2 separate regions of the Homo sapiens genome follow, and region 2 is linked to region 1. A link is a loop called in an ENCODE intact Hi-C map of the cell type or tissue named here. Cell type or tissue: PC-3. All regions are shown on one strand. Each heading gives the region's core, and the rest is flanking DNA. Links, peaks and the distances in the headings are about the cores only. Region 1 overlaps TROAP (trophinin associated protein). Region 2 holds the start of LOC105369761 (a long non-coding RNA gene).

Region 1 (8,318 bases), core at 84-8,083:
CGGCTGGAGCCCGCAGAGGCAGGGTAAGGGGAGCGGGGGGCAGCCGTCGGGGGAGTGCAGACCCAGGCCCAAGGCGGGTCACCGCCTCCTGGCCCGCGGAGAGCCCCGGCCCCGGCAGCCATTGCGCCCAAGAGTGAGGAAGATTTGCTGGCCCTGGCAGCGTCGCGGCTGAGCCGCCGCAAGAGGGTGGCGGGCGCGGCCGTCGGAGTGGCCATGGTGCTGCTGCTGCTGGTGGCCATCCCGCTGCTGGTGCACAGCTCCCGCGGGCCAGCGCACTACGAGATGCTGGGTCGCTGCCGCATGGTGTGCGACCCGCATGGGCCCCGTGGCCCTGGTCCCGACGGCGCGCCTGCTTCCGTGCCCCCCTTCCCGCCAGGCGCCAAGGGAGAGGTGGGCCGGCGCGGGAAAGCAGGCCTGCGGGGGCCCCCTGGACCACCAGGTCCAAGAGGGCCCCCAGGAGAACCCGGCAGGCCAGGCCCCCCGGGCCCTCCCGGTCCAGGTCCGGGCGGGGTGGCGCCCGCTGCCGGCTACGTGCCTCGCATTGCTTTCTACGCGGGCCTGCGGCGGCCCCACGAGGGTTACGAGGTGCTGCGCTTCGACGACGTGGTGACCAACGTGGGCAACGCCTACGAGGCAGCCAGCGGCAAGTTTACTTGCCCCATGCCAGGCGTCTACTTCTTCGCTTACCACGTGCTCATGCGCGGCGGCGACGGCACCAGCATGTGGGCCGACCTCATGAAGAACGGACAGGTGAGATGCCCCTCTCCCCAACCCAGCTCAGACTGGTCGCTCTCTAGATCTCCCTGCACTCATCCCACAACCTGAGATTATTCCCCGAAACAGCGTCACTGAATCCAGGAACGCGAGGCTGCCAAGAACGATAGATGACTTCATTTACCCACAGAGGAAATTGGGGGCCAGAGAAGGAAAACCTTCTGCCTAGGGCCTCACGGAGTGTAGGAATGGTGTTAGAATTAGAACTCAGGACTTAAACCTGAGTGTCTCTGCAGCTGTGACCTCACATTGCAACTATGGGCAACACCAGATGTCTTTGGTGTCTCGCCCTGCCAACTCGCTTCTTTTCTCGTCCTGTCTTGGGCTATCCTTTCTTCTGCGGCAGCCCCCCTGGCCTTTGGGTCTCTCAGCCTTGCATTGGACCAGCTAACTGGAGTCTAGGCTCCTTCGAATTAGAATGGAATCCATGTCTCAGGCAATAGGAAGTCAGCAGCTGTTCTCATGTTGAGGGCATTCGGGTTGGATGTTTGAGGAAAAGGTATAAAAGGAAGAAAACATTTGCCTGCTCACTTCACCTGCCGATCAGCTGTTCTGTTGCTCACCCCAGGGCTGGGGGCCTAGAACGGCCTTGCCCTCAGCAGAGTCTGTGGCTTGGCAGCTCAAGGGCCAGCCAGGTGGCTGGAATGAATGGATTTGGGGGAGGAAAGAGGCAAGGGACAGGTAGAATAGCCTTGGGCCCTGGCCTGGTCTTGTAGGCCCCACACCCTCCCTAGCAATCTCTCAGTATCCAGGTTCCACAGTTCCCTGCCCTTGTGGGCAGTTGGAGTCACTGTTGCCTCTGTTTTCGGGGAATAGCCCCAAGGACTAAGCTCTAGCACCAAAATTTCACACATAGTGGGAACTAGAGGCCGCAGGTGTGGGGTAGGTGGGAGAAGGTGCCAGAGCTGCACAGGCTGCAGAGGGAGGTTGGGGCTGAGTGGTGACCTCTGGATGTCCAGCATGAAGGGGGTGGTGGCGACCCAGGAGCTTCAGGCCTGCAGGAGCCTGGTACCGCGGCAGCATCTACCTGCCCCGAGACCTGCTTTGGGATCTCATCCCAGCCGGGCTGCCCCAGGAACCCGGGGAAAGGGAGTGAGTGTGCGTCCTCATGGAGTGAAAGAATATGTATGTGTGTCAGGGAGTGTGTGTGAGTGCGGAGTGCGATGTGAGAGTAGAGCGGTGTCTATCTGTATATGACATCGAGTAGGTGTGCTTGGTCCATGCAGGGTATCTGGGAGGAGGTGGAGGGGGCCAGTGTGTAACTAATTCGTGCGGGTTTCAGAGGGGGAGGGGACTGCGCAGCTCCCACTCTGTATTCTTCAGTGCGGGCGCTGCGGCCCTGGGGACGGTAAATAGTGATTAGAATAATGATGAATAATTAATGAGTTAATAACCAGCCCCTGTGGGACTCTCTAGAAGAGGGGGGCTGAAGGCCCGAAGCGACCGCCATGAGCCCGGAGGGGAGGAAGTGCTCCCTGTTCTGGCAGAAGACGACCCCCCACGCCTGGGCACCAGTGGGTGCTTGGTCGGGAAATCCGCGCCCACAGGCGAGAGCGCAACAGTGCACCTTATCATGGCCCGCACCCTATGCACACGCACAGGCACACCTATGCCCCACCACTGGGGAAGCCAACCCTCCATGAGGACTGACAGGAGGTCCCAGCCGGTTCAGAATTTTAGAAATTATCCTATAGGCAAAATTTTATTTTATTTTATTTATTTTTTGAGACAGTTTCGCTCTTGTTGCCGAGGCTGGAGTGCAATGGCGCTATCTCGGCTCACGGCAACCTCTGCCTCCTGGGTTCAAGCGATTCTCCGACCTCGGCCTCCCGGGTAGCTGGGATTACAGGCATGTACCACCACGCCCAGCTAATTTTGTATTTTTAGTAGAGACGGGGTTTCTCCATGTTAGTCAGGCCGGTCTCGAACTCCCGATCTCAGATGATCTGCCGGCCTCGGCCTCCCAAAGTGCTGGGATTACAGGTATGAGCCACCGCGCCTGGCCGACAAATTTTATTTTTAAAATGAGAATAGTAATTTGAAAATGCATTAAAAATAATTTAAGAATGGAAACCACTGAGCCAGGCGCGGTGGCTCACGCCTGTAATCTCAGCACTTTGAGAGGCTGAGGTGGGTGGATCACCTGAGATCAGGAGTTCGAGACCAGCCTGGCCAACACAGTGAAACCCCGTCCCTACTAAAAATAGAAAAAATTAGCTGGGCGTGGTAGTAGGCGTCTGTAATCCCAGCTACTAGGGAGGCTGAGGCAGGAGAATCGCTTGAACCCGGGAGGTTGCAGTAAGCCGAGATCGTGCCATTGCACTCTAGCCTGGGCAAAAAGAATGAAACTCCATCTCAAAAAAAAAAAAAAAAGCAAACCACTCTTCTGAACACACTTCACATGTAGTAATTCACTTAATCTTAACACCCTATGAGGTGGGTTCTATTATTGTCCCTCACTTTATAAATCAACTCGAGGTCCAGAAAAGGCGTGGTATTTGCTCCGCGTCACACAGCTAGTGAATGGCAGAGCTGGAGCAACTCCGTGATGTCCTACCCTCCTCCCTGGTCCTCCCCAGCCCCTGCGGCGGCTGCCCGGCCGCCTTCGCACGCCCAGCCGCCCCGACCCCTCTCGTCACCCCAGCTCCACACAGAGCATGAGCAGGTTCTTCTCCCTCGATAGGTCCGGGCCAGCGCCATTGCTCAGGACGCGGACCAGAACTACGACTACGCCAGCAACAGCGTCATTCTGCACCTGGACGTGGGCGACGAGGTCTTCATCAAGCTGGACGGCGGGAAAGTGCACGGCGGCAACACCAACAAGTACAGCACCTTCTCCGGCTTCATCATCTACCCCGACTGAGCCGGCCCCGCCCCGTGCCCCCGCTCGCCCCTTCTCTCCCGTCCTCACCCACCTCCTGCCCGCCCCACCCGAGGCGCCACCCCACCCTTTGAGAGCCTGGCGGTGGGGTGGACCCTTCCGTTCCCGGAGGCGGCCTAAATGGGCGAACTCTTGGTGCTCAAGGGTATAAGTGGCCGGGAAGAGGAGGAGACCCGGCCAGAGGAGCAGAGCGACTTCCGGAGGGATCACCCGCACCCAAGTGCGCGCTGGACCCCATAGGGGCAGAGGTCGTGGCTTTCTCTTTTGTACAGAGATGGGGAGCAGTTTTAATAGCGGGACTCAGAGGCCCAGAAAGCCGGAGGGAAGCCCCCGCAGCTTGCGAGGGAAATAACAGAAACAGGAGGAGCCCATTTAGGCAAGAGAAGACATTAAAACAGGGTAGTGCAGGTTCTCCGTCACAACTTTCTCTCGCCACCCTCTCGTCCCCTCGTCTCCACTTTCAGGCTCAGGCTCCAGCCTTGGCAGCCTTCCTGTGAACTGGAGGAACCAGTGAATTCTTTCCTGGCATTTAAAACGCATTCTGTACAGTCCCCATTCCCCCCTATCCGGACTAGGCCCTGGGGCTACAGCTGCTGCTGCCTCTTCTAATAAAGTGAGGTTGGGGGATTGTGTGTGGCTGCTTAACTTGGTGCATAGACTGGGGGGAAAGTGGCGGACCCTTTCCCTCATTCCTCTAAAGAGCTCCTACCGTGCTGTCAGTCCCTGCCAGAGGCAAAGTTTTAGTTAATTCCAGGCAAGGCCTGCCTCTGGCAGAAAAGGGGTGTGTGTGTGCTTCTACTCTGCTATGGGGAGGAAGAAGGATGGTCTGTTTCAGGAGAGCTTTGGGGCCTCACGCTGTAGGTGGAGGGAGACACCAGCCTAATAAGGGAAGAGTCCAAAGGTCTGGGTCTGGTGCTTCTGCTTTTCTGCCCAATGCACGCAGAGAGTTCTAGAAGAGGAGCTCTAGGGGGTGAAGGAGTCGTCTAGGGCTCCTGCAAGCTAAGTGAGACTGATCTCAAAAAGCAAGGGGAACAGGGGTTCCAATTGCCCGCCAACATATTTACAGAGCTTGCGAGGGAGTGGGCTTGGCAGGAGTGGGAGGCTCAGAGCTTGCAAGGGGGTGGGCTAGGCAGGAGTGGGTTTCCTCCTTCCCTTTCAGGATTCAGGACGGCTTCTGGATGGGAGCCTGGGGGATCCCAAGAGCCCAGGGCTGGCCTCTGAGCTGGAGGACACTGCCATCCTGTGGGCAGTGGGAGAGTGACAGCAGTAGCTGGCCTGTTTGGACACTTAGCTAGACACGTGGATACTTTAGAAACTTTATTGAGGACAAAAGTGGGCGGCTCCCAGTCCCATGGGCAGACCGACAATAAATAAGGGCTAAAAGGAAGAAGTACGGCAGGGCAGGAGTGGTTGTCTCATCATGGAGAGCCCTGGGGGGCAGCAGAACCAACTGGAATGAAACACTGGAGACAGAGAAGACCTTGTCACAGCTCAGCCAACCTTGCACTGTAGCCAAGCCTTCCTGCTGACCTCTCTGTGAAGAAGCCCAGGTGGCCCCCTGTCCCTGTTCCCCACCTCCCATCAGGCTCACTGTGCAGCCACAGCTGGGCTGTGGGTTGGAGTCTCACCAGGGCATCCTGCCATTCGAGTAATGTAGCCACAGGGTTGGTGCAGACCCGGGTGGGGCCTGAGGGAGGGGCTCGGCTGGTGTAAAAGGCACACTCATCGTCCAGACGAGCCTCGTGGAAGCAGTGGATGGCGGTTAAACACGATTTGAGGCGCTCCCTCAGGGCTAGGGTTCGAGGGGCCAGATTGCTGAGGCCTGAGGGGCATGGAAAATTTAGAGGGAGGTCTGGGGTCCTATACTTCCACCATGTACTGTCCTCTCCTCCTCCCCCACCAACGGCCAAGCCAATTAGGAGCACAGGGCTGGAAGTGCAGCCCCTCCCCTCTTCCTGAGGGAGAGCCAGGCTGGGCCAGGGTGGAAGGTGTGGAAGCATGAGATTGCCTGGGGTAGGGGCAGGGCAGGTGTGCAGCTCACAGTGAGGTGAGGACCTCTTGTGTTCACACTCCTTCCCAGCCAACTCCTTACCTGCCTGGCCTGCTGGGGGTCTCAAAGACTGGAGTGAGCAGATAGGGGGGCTGGCACAAAGCGGGTGTTGGGAAGAGAAGATCAGGCTGGTGGTTGCTGGAGCCCACTGACTGCAGCAGGGTGGTAGACTGGACTCTAGACTTCTATGTTCCAGGGTGCAGGGCTCTGATGCCCCCAGCTCTACCCTAGGGCAGGGCCCTGGGGGTCCAGACTGCCCCTGGGTGCTGGGCTGAAGGGGCCCGGGTTCTGCTGGAGGGCAGGGCTCAGGTACCTCAAGCTGTTCCTGGCGAGAGGACTCCGGTATCTCAGGCTCAATCCTACAGTAGGACTCTAGGGGCCTGGGTTCTGCTGGAGGGCAGGGCTCAGGTACCTCAAGCTGTTCCTGGCGAGAGGACTCCGGTATCTCAGGCTCACTCCTACAGCAGGACTCTAGGGGCCTGGGTTCTGCTGGAGGGTAGGGCTCTGGTACTTCAAGCTGTTCCTGGAGGGAGGGCTCTGGTATCTCAGGCTCACTCCTACAGAAGGCCTCTGGGGGCCCAGGCTCTGCCGGAGGGCAGGGCTGTGGTTCCCCGCACTCCTCTGGAAGACAGGGCTTTGGCAGCCCTGAGTGTTTTAACAGTCCAGGAAGGTGGGAAGTCCCAGAGTTATGCTCTGTGGCATTCAGAGTTCTAGAAATCTCAGTCAGCAGGGGCTGAAGTTCAACCATATCCAGAGAAGAGCCTCCATTAAGAGGGACACACTGGCCCCCTACCAGCCCCTCTACTTCCTGTCTCAACAGCTGTTGCAGGATACCGATGCGCTGTGGTGGGAGAGAGCACCCCAGTGTGACATCAAGATGTGCGTTCAGTAGTCTACCCACACTGTCCTATTCCTGATCCCCCATCTCTTTTCCCTCTTCCTCAGCCCAGTCACTGTTCAATAGACATCAAAGCTGTTGGCCACACAGACTCACTTGAATCTTCACCTCCTGGAGGCTGGGGGTTCTGTTAGAGTGGGGTCCAGAAGGAGTGGCCACCGGTGGTTTCCCAGAACCCTCCAGTGACCTTATACAACTCTCCTGGTCAAACAACCGGACGGCAACCTGCTCCTGTCACCAAGGAACAAGGCACACAAGCAAGCCAGGCTGGGGCAGGAGAAAGACCAGCCTGAGTCCCACCCTCATGAGGAATGGATTGAAGCCCCTAACTGAGAGGCCCTAGATGTACATTAGGAGGGGCAGCAGAGAAGCAGTGAGAGTTAGGCAGCTTTTCCAGAGAGCACTTTCTAATTTTTAAAATTTTAGTGGAGACAGGGTCTCACTATGTTGCCCAGGCTGGTCTCAAAGATCTGAGCTCAAGCAATCCTCCTACCTCAGCCTCCCAAAGTGCTGGGATTACAGGTGTGAGCCACCATGCCTGGCCCAGAAAGCACGTGTGCCTCAAACTCCTGGGCCTCCAGGCTGGCAGCACAGGGCAAGGGATCTCAGTAGGGGGAAGCTTCTGATACTTACCCAGGGCAGGGCAGGATCTTCAGAGCAGGACTGAGGGGAGACACCACGCAGCCACTGGGCCTGGCACAGAAGTGAGATGTCAGCAAGGGCTGACACCCACAGATGGCACTCAGCCTCCCCTTGCTTCTGTCTTCTCTCTCCTGTACCCATCCATCTCCTTTCTCCCCTAGCTGTGACTTATGCCAGCCACCTCTCCATGCCCTCTCTTACCTGCTGAACTCTGGGGGTTGATGGCATGGGTGTGAACCGGGTTTTAGGTTGAACGGTGAGACGCCGCAACACTGAATATGAGGTCTGGGGAGAGATGTGGGTGGCTGAGCAGGGACAAAACCCAGACATAGCAAGGATCTCCGGCCAGACTGTTCTGCCCCTGCCCAGCCCCCAGTTGTTGACACAAACCAGAGTTGGAGGGCCTGGGGAGGGTACACGCTGAGCCCGTCCAAAGGGTGATGGACATGGCACCACATGGCCAGGCAAGGGCTGGGCCACAGGGGCAGGGGAGGGCATCAGGTGGGAGTCATGGCTGTCCTGTGAAGAAGAAAAAGGTGGAAGAGTGATCCCCGCCCCCTTTGTCTTCCTATTTTTTTTTTTGATACGGAGTCTCGCTCTGTCACCCAGGATGGAGTCCAGTGGCGCGATCTTGGCTCACTGCAAGCTCCGCATCCCGGGTTCACACCATTCTCCTGCCTCAGCCTCCCGAGTAGCTGGGACTACAGGTGCCCGCCACCATGCCCGGCTAATTTTTTGTATATTTAGTAGAGATGGGGTTTCACCATGTTAGCCAGGATGGTCTCGATCTCCTGACCTCGTGATCTGCCCGCCTCGGCCTCCCAAAGTGCTGGGATTACAGGAGTAAGCCACCACGCCTGGCTGTCTTCCTATATCGTGTTCTCACTACAGCAGCCAGTGTGATTCTTTTAAGACCTAAGTCAAGCCGGGCATGGTGGCTCAGGCCTGTAATCCCAGCACTTCGGGAAGCCGAGGAGGGTGGAGCACCTGAGGTCAGGAGTTTGAGACCAGCTTGACCAACATGGAGAAATCCTGTCTCTACTAAAAATACAAAATTAGCCAGGCGTGGTGGT
Region 2 (8,318 bases), core at 260-8,259, 220 kb before region 1:
CCAGCCTGCAGAGGGAGACCGGGAGGTCAGAGGAGCAGGCCGAGGAGAGGCCTGCCCCAGGGATCCAGCCTATCCTCTCTGAGAGTCAGGAGCCAGGTCCTCCTTTGCTTCCAGGCTCCCTGCCCTGAGCCAGCGGGCCGCATGGAGTCCGTGGGGAGGCTGCCACCCTGCCTTCACTCTGAGGTTGGGCCGAACAGCAGATGGCAGCACACCTGGCAACGCTGAGTTCTAGGGCTGGTACTCAGACCCCTGTGCCTTCTTCCTGGGTCCACTGGACTGTGCCAGAGCCATGGCAGCCAATAAGCACCATCTCCAGGCTGTGGGGGTCCCAGGGCAAGGCCAGGCCCCCTGACCCTGGTGGGGGCTCTCCAGTGCTGGTAGCCTCAGCCTGGCTCACAGGCTCTGCGGGCCCAGTCCTAGCCCCTTCCTCAGAAGGAGGAGGGGAGGCAGGGGTGCTGGGCTCAGAGCAGAGGTCTCCTGAGGCAGGGGGCTCTGAGTCTGAGGTGGAGGTCCAGAAAGCTGTGGCTCGAGGCCAGGGGGAGCTCTGAGACGCTGGGGGACCCCAGGGCCAGGGTGCCATGAGGGGAGGAGGCCCCGGACGAGGGTGGGGCCAAGTCCCACTCAAGACAGAGCCAGCTGGGGGCTGCAGGCAGTAGGAGGATGCCCCAGTGTCCACACACAGAGGCTGCAGAAGCCCGGAGGTGCTGGCTGGGCACGGCCCCTCTCCCGATGCCCGAGGGCACGGACCCTCCCTGTGGGGCGCCAGGACAAGCTGCACAGCCTGGCGAAGTGACTGCAGTCCTTCCCGCATCTGCAGCACCTGCTCTGACAGCTCTGTCACCTTTGGGGGAGGGAGGAGGCGAGGTCAGAATGGAGTCAGCCATGGAGTGCCTTCCCCTGGTGCCCCCCTCACCTCCACCTTCCCCCTCACCCACCGCCTGCCGAAGCTTGTCCAGTGTGTCTGTGTTCCTTGCCTCGCTGGGCCCATGGGGAACAGTGAGCAGGCCGCTCTCTGTGGGTAGTAGGATGGGGTTATCAGCTGGGGCTGGTAAGAGGAGATAGGCAATTTGGGGGTCTAGGCCTTGCCCCAGTTAGAGCACATTGACCTGGTAGGACCTGACTCCTAGGATCATCTCTTCTGGCCTTGCCCAAGGTGCTGAATTTTGCCCAAACTTCCAGGGGCAGGGAAAACACCACCCAGCAGCCCTCAGCCACACTGCCTAGTGCTCTCCTTCCCCTCAAAAAGTTGTTCTTTGTGCCTGTCCCTTGCTCTGTCCTCCAGGCAAATGGACATTCCTAGGAGCTCATTACCTTGTCCACTTCCCTGGCCTGGAGACATTTTCACCCCTGGATCCCCAGCCCTCTATCCCTTCAGTTAGCCAGAGATTGGGCTAAGGCTTTCAGTTACATTATATAACGTAAACATCAACCCATTTTTTTACAGACAGGAAGCTGGGGCCAGAGAAGCCAAATTCACACTGCTAGAAAGCTGACAGAGCAAGGATATAAACCCAGTTCCTGGCTGCGTCGAAATTAAAGTGCTGGTCTTCACCACCAAACTCCCCTGCCCGCACGACACCAAGGGGTAGTGGGGTGAGACGGCCTCCAGGCAGTCTGCCAGTTTCTCTAACATTGAAGGCTCAGAGGTCAACAGTGCTTGAGGTTCACAAGGCAAAGGGGCTGCCCCACCAACCTAGACCATCCCGGGGCCCTGGTACCTGGTCCAGGGGAGGGGCTGCTGCTACATTCCGGGCCAGACTGGCCCACGCGGAAAGAGAACTTGGGCTGGTCCGAGCCACAGCCGTCTTCAATGCCATCTACTACCCTGTGAACCCAGGTACCAGGACAACAAATCAATGGACAGGCAGCCACTGTGGGGTCATACGGGACGGGATGCCCCAGCGTCCACACACACAGGCTGCAGGAGCGTGGAACTGACCAGGAGCCCAGGAGAAAGCTAACATGGGGTCCCTTCCCCTAGGAGCTTACAGTTTAGCTGGGGGGCCAAGCTTGAGCAGCATGAGATGCAAGAGTTCAGAGCAGCGTGTGCCACACACCACACAGTGGAGTGGGACAGCAGGAGAAAGGAGGAGCACAGAAGGCTTCCTGGAGGAGGCAGGCTTGGCCCACATAGACTAGCGGGAGTTAAGATGGTTAGATGGGCACCTAGGGCAGGGTGCGCCTGCCCAGGGCCTCAGCCTCATCACCACCATCTCTGCCACGGGGGCCTAGGGTCTGCTCACCTGGGGCTCAGATCTGGGGGCACATTCCATGGCATGGGGGGCAGCCGTAGCCCCTCTAGGGCCCGTGGGGGAGCAGAGGGGCCAGCCTCAGCCTTCAAAGCCCCTGCCCTGCCTGGCCTCCCTCTGCCACCTAGACGAGGCCGGGGTGCTGTTCGACGTGGGGATAGCAGCTTGGCAGCTGAGGATGAGGAGGTGCAGCCAGGGGACAGCAGGGGGCTGGAGGGCTCATCAGCTGGGGCTGGGGAGACCGTGGGGCCCTGCTCCCCATCTGTCTCCTTCTCCTCCAGCGTGGACATAAGGGTATTGTCGCCGCTCAGGGAGCTGGTGTCCACCTAGGGATAGTGAGGGACAGGGAATCGGCATGGATGGTCACTATTGTGTCCCACTCACCTCCCCTACCAAGGCTTCATCTACCCTGGAAGGGATGAGCCATCTTTGTTAGAATAGCCAACATCTATTCTAACTGAAGGTCCTATAGATGATACTATCTTTTTTTTTTTTTTTTGAGACAGAGTCTTACTCTGTCGCCCAGGCTGGAGTGCAGTGGTGTGATCTCGGCTCGCTGCAAGCTCCACCTCCCGGGTTCATGCCATTCTCCTGCCTCAGCCTGTAGCTGGGACTACAGGCGCCCGCCACCACACCCGGCTCATTTTTTTTTTTTTTTTTTGTATTTTTAGTAGAGACGGCGTTTCACCGTGTTAGCGAGGATGGTCTTGATCTCCTGACCTCGTGATCCACCCGCCTCAGCCTCCCAAAGTGCTGGGATTACAGGCGTGGGCCACCGCGCCCGGCCAGATGATACTATCTTAATCTATAATCTATCTAAAGCCACCAAAGCCCTGGAGGTGTTAACTACCTCTCAAAATTCTAGCCAAATACGGACACCACCACTCCTCTACCAGGTCCCTCAGCCTAATTAAACTATCCAAGAGAATGCGGCGCTAAAAATTGGTTTGGAATTAGTGACAATCCAGGGAAATTCAAAAGCCCCTCAGAACAATCCTGTTTCACCATGAAAAAACACAGGGGGCCACCAGGCTCTCTTCAGAAGCAACCTGAAGAGCTGGTGCCTGTCTCTGCCCTGCTCAGCCCCTGACCCCCAGGAGCCACCCCTCCCTGTGCCAGCACTGATGCATTCATCTACCTTCACTAAGATTCCTCTGGACAGGGTAAGGCTGCCTCAGACAGGCCAAGGAGAGCTGGCAGGGGTGGCTGCACATGCTGGGCTGGGCACATGAGTGTGGAAGGGCAGAGAGGGTGTAGACCCCTGCCCAAGGTGGGAGCTTTCATACCAGGCCACACTTCACACACAGCTCTCCACCATCCCCAGCCTCTGCCCACTTCACCAGGCTCCCTGGCACCCCCATCCCCTCCAAGCACATACTCAGCACACTCACCTCTGCAGAGCCTCCCCCAGCACCCAGGTTGTAGCTGAGCTCCCCTCGGAGGCCACGACTGAAGCGCGGGGCAAACTCGGGGTACAGCGCAAGGCTGTCGTGCAGGCCAGCCAGCTGCAGACACTGCAGGACGCAGTACGTCAGCCCCTTCACGTCGGCATTGGCCTTTACCACCTGCTCCCGCCGGGGCAGCTCACAGCCGATCAGGTCGCCCTTCCCTGGGGAGAGGAAGTAGAGGTCAGCAAGCCCTGAGAGCTTCAGCCATGAGGAGAGAAGAGGGGGCTGCAGGTTGCTGAGATTCCCTTCAGAGCTGGGCTGGGCCTCTGTAGCTGAAGCCTTGAAGCCAGCAGAGAGAGGAGCAAAGAGGCCTGGGACATGGCCTGACGCCTGCAGCCTGTCTCACTGGCTCCCACATGGGCTTGGGGTAAAGAGCTCTGTGACCCAGGCCCTCAAACACATTCAGGATCAAAACCACTGTGCCAGAAAACCTGAATTATAGCCCTGAGAGAGACTGAACATCAGTTCTAGTGTTTCACAGCTGGCTATGTTGATTAGAATCCCCTGCAAAAGTCAGAACAAACACCCAGGCCCTATCTCTACCTACAGCGTCACAGTATCTATGGGAGACCCCACAGTCTGATTGTTTTTAAGTCCCACAGGTGATTCAGATGCAGCTTGTCCAGGAATCAGTGTTTGGAACCAGCAAATTAGAGCCCTGTGTGGCATAGGGAAAATGCCAGGCAGCCAGGCTTACCTTCCTGAGCCCTAGCTGCCTCTGCTCTACAAGAGATGCTGCATTTAACTGAGTCTAGGGAATATTCTTGATCTCACCAGAAGGGGTCAATGGAGGTTTTCCCACAGGCAGGTTAAGACTGCCACCTGGCTGACAGTAATTATTAAATGGCATCAATTAGAGCCTGCGGTGTAATCTCAGAGATGTTAGATTGGGTAGGGTGGGTGAGATGTGTGTCTTAGAATCAATGAAATAGGGTGTGTCTGTCCAGGGACATGTTGAGGCTAAATTAGAGTTAATGTAGATAAAGTGCCTCACACAAAGACGACCAAAAAGAAATCATTTTCTTCCTTTCCCTCCCAGATAGAACCCCCTATAAATCATTCCTGCCAGGCACAATGACTCCCAGCACTTTGGGAGGCCATGGCAGGAGGATCGCTTGAGCTCAGGAGTTTGAGACCAGCCTGGGCAACATGGCAAAACCCTGTCTCAAACAACAACAACAACAGCAGCAAAAATTAAGCTCGGTGTGGTGGTGTGCACCTGCAATCTCAGCTATTCTGGAGACTGAGGTGGATGGATCACTTGAGCCCAGTAGGTCGAGGCTGCAGTGAGCCGAGATCACACCACTGCACTCCAGCCTGGGCGACAGTGAGACCTGGTCTCAAAAAAAAAAATTCATTTCCAACAGGGATAGGCACGCAGTCCGGGCTTGGGCAGAGCACTCACTACCCTCAAGGCAGCTCAACCACCGCCAGGCAGTTCAGACTGTTAGAAAGTGTTTCAAAAAGGATGGCCCTGCTATGGACTACCTCACACTGCCAGCAGCACACACTGAGCTCACGTCTCCTCTACATGTTCCTGGACTTTTGCTCCAACTTAAGTATAGAATGCACCCCAACTTAAGTATAGTTTAACACTTGATTTTCTTGGTTTCAGGCCATCCTTCTGGGTCGTTTTGAGTGCTGTTTGGATCTCAATGTGATCATCTGGGGAATGTGCTCTCTTTTCATTGGCGTCATCTGAAATAGAATAAGCACGTGCTTCTTGTCTTCATCTAAGAGGTGGGAGAAAATGAGAAACAGGACAGGACCGAGGGCAGAGTCTCAGGACCAGAGACTGCCCACCAGGTGCAGCTCATCAAACTACTTCCTTCCTCACAACGGACTTTGCGTATGCTTAGCTTCCAGCAGTTCATCAACAGAGGCAAGCGCCAGAACCCAGAGCTGCCTGAAGCAGACAGGATGCACTTGGATGTTCGAGTAAAAAGGTAGGTGAGGAGAGGGTAGGTATGAAGGCAAAGCAGAGAACCCGACCATGATTGGGGTCGGGGAACCAGGCATTCACCAGGGCATCTAGAGCCTCCAAGTCAACAGGGAAGTAGTTCACCCAAAACATATAGAAGGTGACAGGATGGATCAACGGTGGCATAAGTCCTGGTGCTAGGGACATTGTAGAGGCAAAGGCCCAGGGCACAGGCTGTAGCCATTCTTGTGGCACTGAATACTGCACACTGAACATGGCTATTCTGAGACGTGGTGCCTGGCACCAGCAAAGGCATGCTCTGAGAGGACCTGTGCCAGCTCCCAGCCACACAACTCCCTCGGCTCCAGGCTGGAAACCATCTGTTTCGTAATCCACTCGTCAATCCTGCTTTGGGTTCACCAGTCTACAGTGGTGAAAATCTGTCCTTGTGCCCTTCGGAATCTCTCCAAGGATTGCCAGCTACACTTAACTGGCATAACTCCATTTTCTCATGCTGGCATAAACCGCATGTAGGCACCAAAGCTGGACTCATGAAAGATGTAAAACAAAGGGTGTGAACAGCCTGTCCCCACTCTTGGGGTCTAAGACCCCGATGGCATTTTTTTCCTCTTGTTTCCAGCTGGAAGGTCATCCTCTTCAAGGGAGCAAGGATGGACACACAGTAGCTGCGTCTGGTGACACCGCCCCACCTTCCTGGCCCTTTCCTGCTTCTCATCTTGATTGTGGATTGCCAGATGAATGAGAAACCTCAGCCCCAGGGCTTCAGCAGTCCCCACAGTGAATCTACACGTGCCTTGGCTGCCTGAGGATTCGATGTCGTCAGCAGTGGTCAGGTCACCACCTCCCCACATGTACAAGTCCTTGACTACCCACACCGGTCACATGTTCCCCGCCCTCTAGGGTCACGGTGATAGTCTCTTGCAGCCATAGAGCTCTGCTCCTCTTTAGTGGCTTTTCTTTTTTTTTTTTTTTTTTTTTTTTGAGACAGAGTCTCGCTTATCGCCCAGGCTGGAGTGCAGTGGTGCAATCTTGGCTCACTGCAGTCTCCATCTCCTGGGTTTAAGCAATTCTTCTGCCTCAGCCTCCCAAGTAGCCTGGATTACAGGTGTCCACCACCACACCCGGCTAATTTTTGTATTTTTAGTAGATACAGGATTTCACCACGTTGGCCAGGCTGGTCTTGAACTCCTGACCTCAAGTGATCTGCCTGCCTCGGCCTGCCAAAGTGCTGGAATTATAGGCTTGAGCTACCGCGCCCGGTCCTTTAGTGGCTTTTCACAGACACAGCCCCATGTTTCCCTGAGAGTTAGAATGTGCTCCCAACTCTCCAAATCCTAGAGTGCAGGTCCAACCCTCCTAACGATGGCTTCCTCCCTGCCAGTCCCAATTCCCCCCAGAGCACCTGGGAGCCCTGTGGAAGAAGCATGAGACTTGGCGCCAGGTGGATGGGGCTCCAGCCCCGGCTGGCCGATTCCTAGCTGTTCATTAACCTCTCTGACCTTGGTCTCCTGCTATGCAAAATAGGAATAATGGGTTTTGTGAGGTTAGAGTGAGACAAAGCAGTAAGGAGCTGGGACAGGGCTAGTCACGCTGTGAGCCCCCTGTTATCAGCACTACTATTGTGTCCATTCCACACCTGCAATTTCTTCATCTGCGTCTAGGGAACTGATTTCCTTTTTCACCTCCTTCTTTTCCCAGGAAGGGAAGTATATACACTGTAGATACCATTTCATCAGAATGAGTCTCCCTGACTGTTTGGAGACTGAGCTCTGTCACCCATCTGGGCTCTGGGCCTGCTCTGTGATCTGCCTCAGGAAAGTCACATCTCACTGTTCCTGGGGGACCACAAAGACAGCTTTTGTTCCTCCCCTTTTTAGCCCTGCCTGACACTCTCCCCAGCACTTCCATCCCTAGCTTCTGATTTTCCTCCTGAAGGAAGGGCAGCTCCCCTCTGTCCCCCATAGACTGGCTCCTTTCAAAGGCTGGCCCTCCACTCGCTCGGCCCCAGGGACACCTGCGAGATCGTGTCCACCTACTTACGCTGCCACCTTGCAGTCACTGGGGCTTCTCTGAGCTTTGACCAGGACTCCATAACTACTCCTGACTCCACCCTGGCTGTTTCTCTCTCAGTGGCCTTGTGGAGGTCCCCTCTCCAGGTTTTCCACAGATCAGGGCCATGGTCTCACACACACGTGCCCCCACGCCCTCTCTCCCACCCTCACAAACCTAGGATGGCGAGCACGGTGCCACCCTTGAGCACCTCCATGGAGCCAGAGCAGACAAAGTAGAGGGCCTGCAGGGCATCGCCTTGGTGGATGAGGTACTCGCCCGGCGTGCAGAAGGCGGGCCGCAGGGCCAGAGACAGTGCCCGCAGGCAGCCGCGGCTGGCCGCCTCAAACAGTGGCAGCTGCAGGACCTCCTTGTGCAGGTGCATGGCGATGTCTGCGCGCAGCTCGTCAGGGAGGCTCTGCAGCAGCTGCAGGTGAGCAGGTGCGGGGGTGGGGGGGTTGGGAGTGGCAGAAGAGGAGGTGGCCTCCAGCCAGCCCCTCTCCACCCTGGCAGGCCTCAGGAACAGGGGAGGCATGGGAGGGACCTGAGGCCTCTCTCACAACTCCAAGCTCCACACAGGGTGGCAGCGAGGGGGCTTCCTCCACCTCCCTCTCAATCACTTTAGCGCCC

The links. A loop is a pair of places that touch in the nucleus more often than their neighbours do. Peaks named below come from ENCODE experiments on the same cell type or tissue, not always from the same donor. Only the 100,000 strongest peaks of a DNase experiment are listed, where the experiment ranks them.
Region 2: a loop joins it to region 1, with 12 times the contacts of the local background. A loop is called at or near these places in 3 of 110 quality-filtered maps.

Annotation. Positions count from the first base shown.
Region 1 is chr12:49,328,373-49,336,690 of GRCh38, reverse strand. TROAP (trophinin associated protein) reads right to left here. Exons shown (of 15, transcript NM_005480.4): 9 at 7,636-7,764; 10 at 7,447-7,530; 11 at 7,237-7,296; 12 at 6,700-6,834; 13 at 5,748-6,546; 14 at 5,284-5,477; 15 at 4,960-5,118. The coding sequence ends at 5,074. It overlaps C1QL4 (complement C1q like 4), which reads left to right. Exons shown (of 2, transcript NM_001008223.2): 1 at 1-750; 2 at 3,458-4,282. The coding sequence starts at 214. The coding sequence ends at 3,637. Among named protein-coding and RNA genes, the nearest start is that of C1QL4, 4.7 kb to the left of the region's middle. RefSeq lists enhancers at 108-907, 5,720-6,221. In PC-3, for the core only: a CTCF peak has its summit at 4,892 (motif pointing left); no DNase peak of the experiment used is centred there; H3K4me3 peaks cover 144 bases.
Region 2 is chr12:49,549,877-49,558,194 of GRCh38, reverse strand. KCNH3 (potassium voltage-gated channel subfamily H member 3) reads right to left here. Exons shown (of 15, transcript NM_012284.3): 10 at 7,866-8,115; 11 at 3,641-3,858; 12 at 2,244-2,575; 13 at 1,719-1,825; 14 at 936-1,012; 15 at 1-841. The coding sequence ends at 242. It overlaps LOC105369761 (a long non-coding RNA gene), which reads left to right and starts at 4,996. Exons shown (of 3, transcript XR_007063298.1): 1 at 4,996-5,643; 2 at 6,259-6,472; 3 at 7,338-7,914. In PC-3, for the core only: a CTCF peak has its summit at 4,499 (motif pointing right); a DNase peak (open chromatin) is centred at 4,484.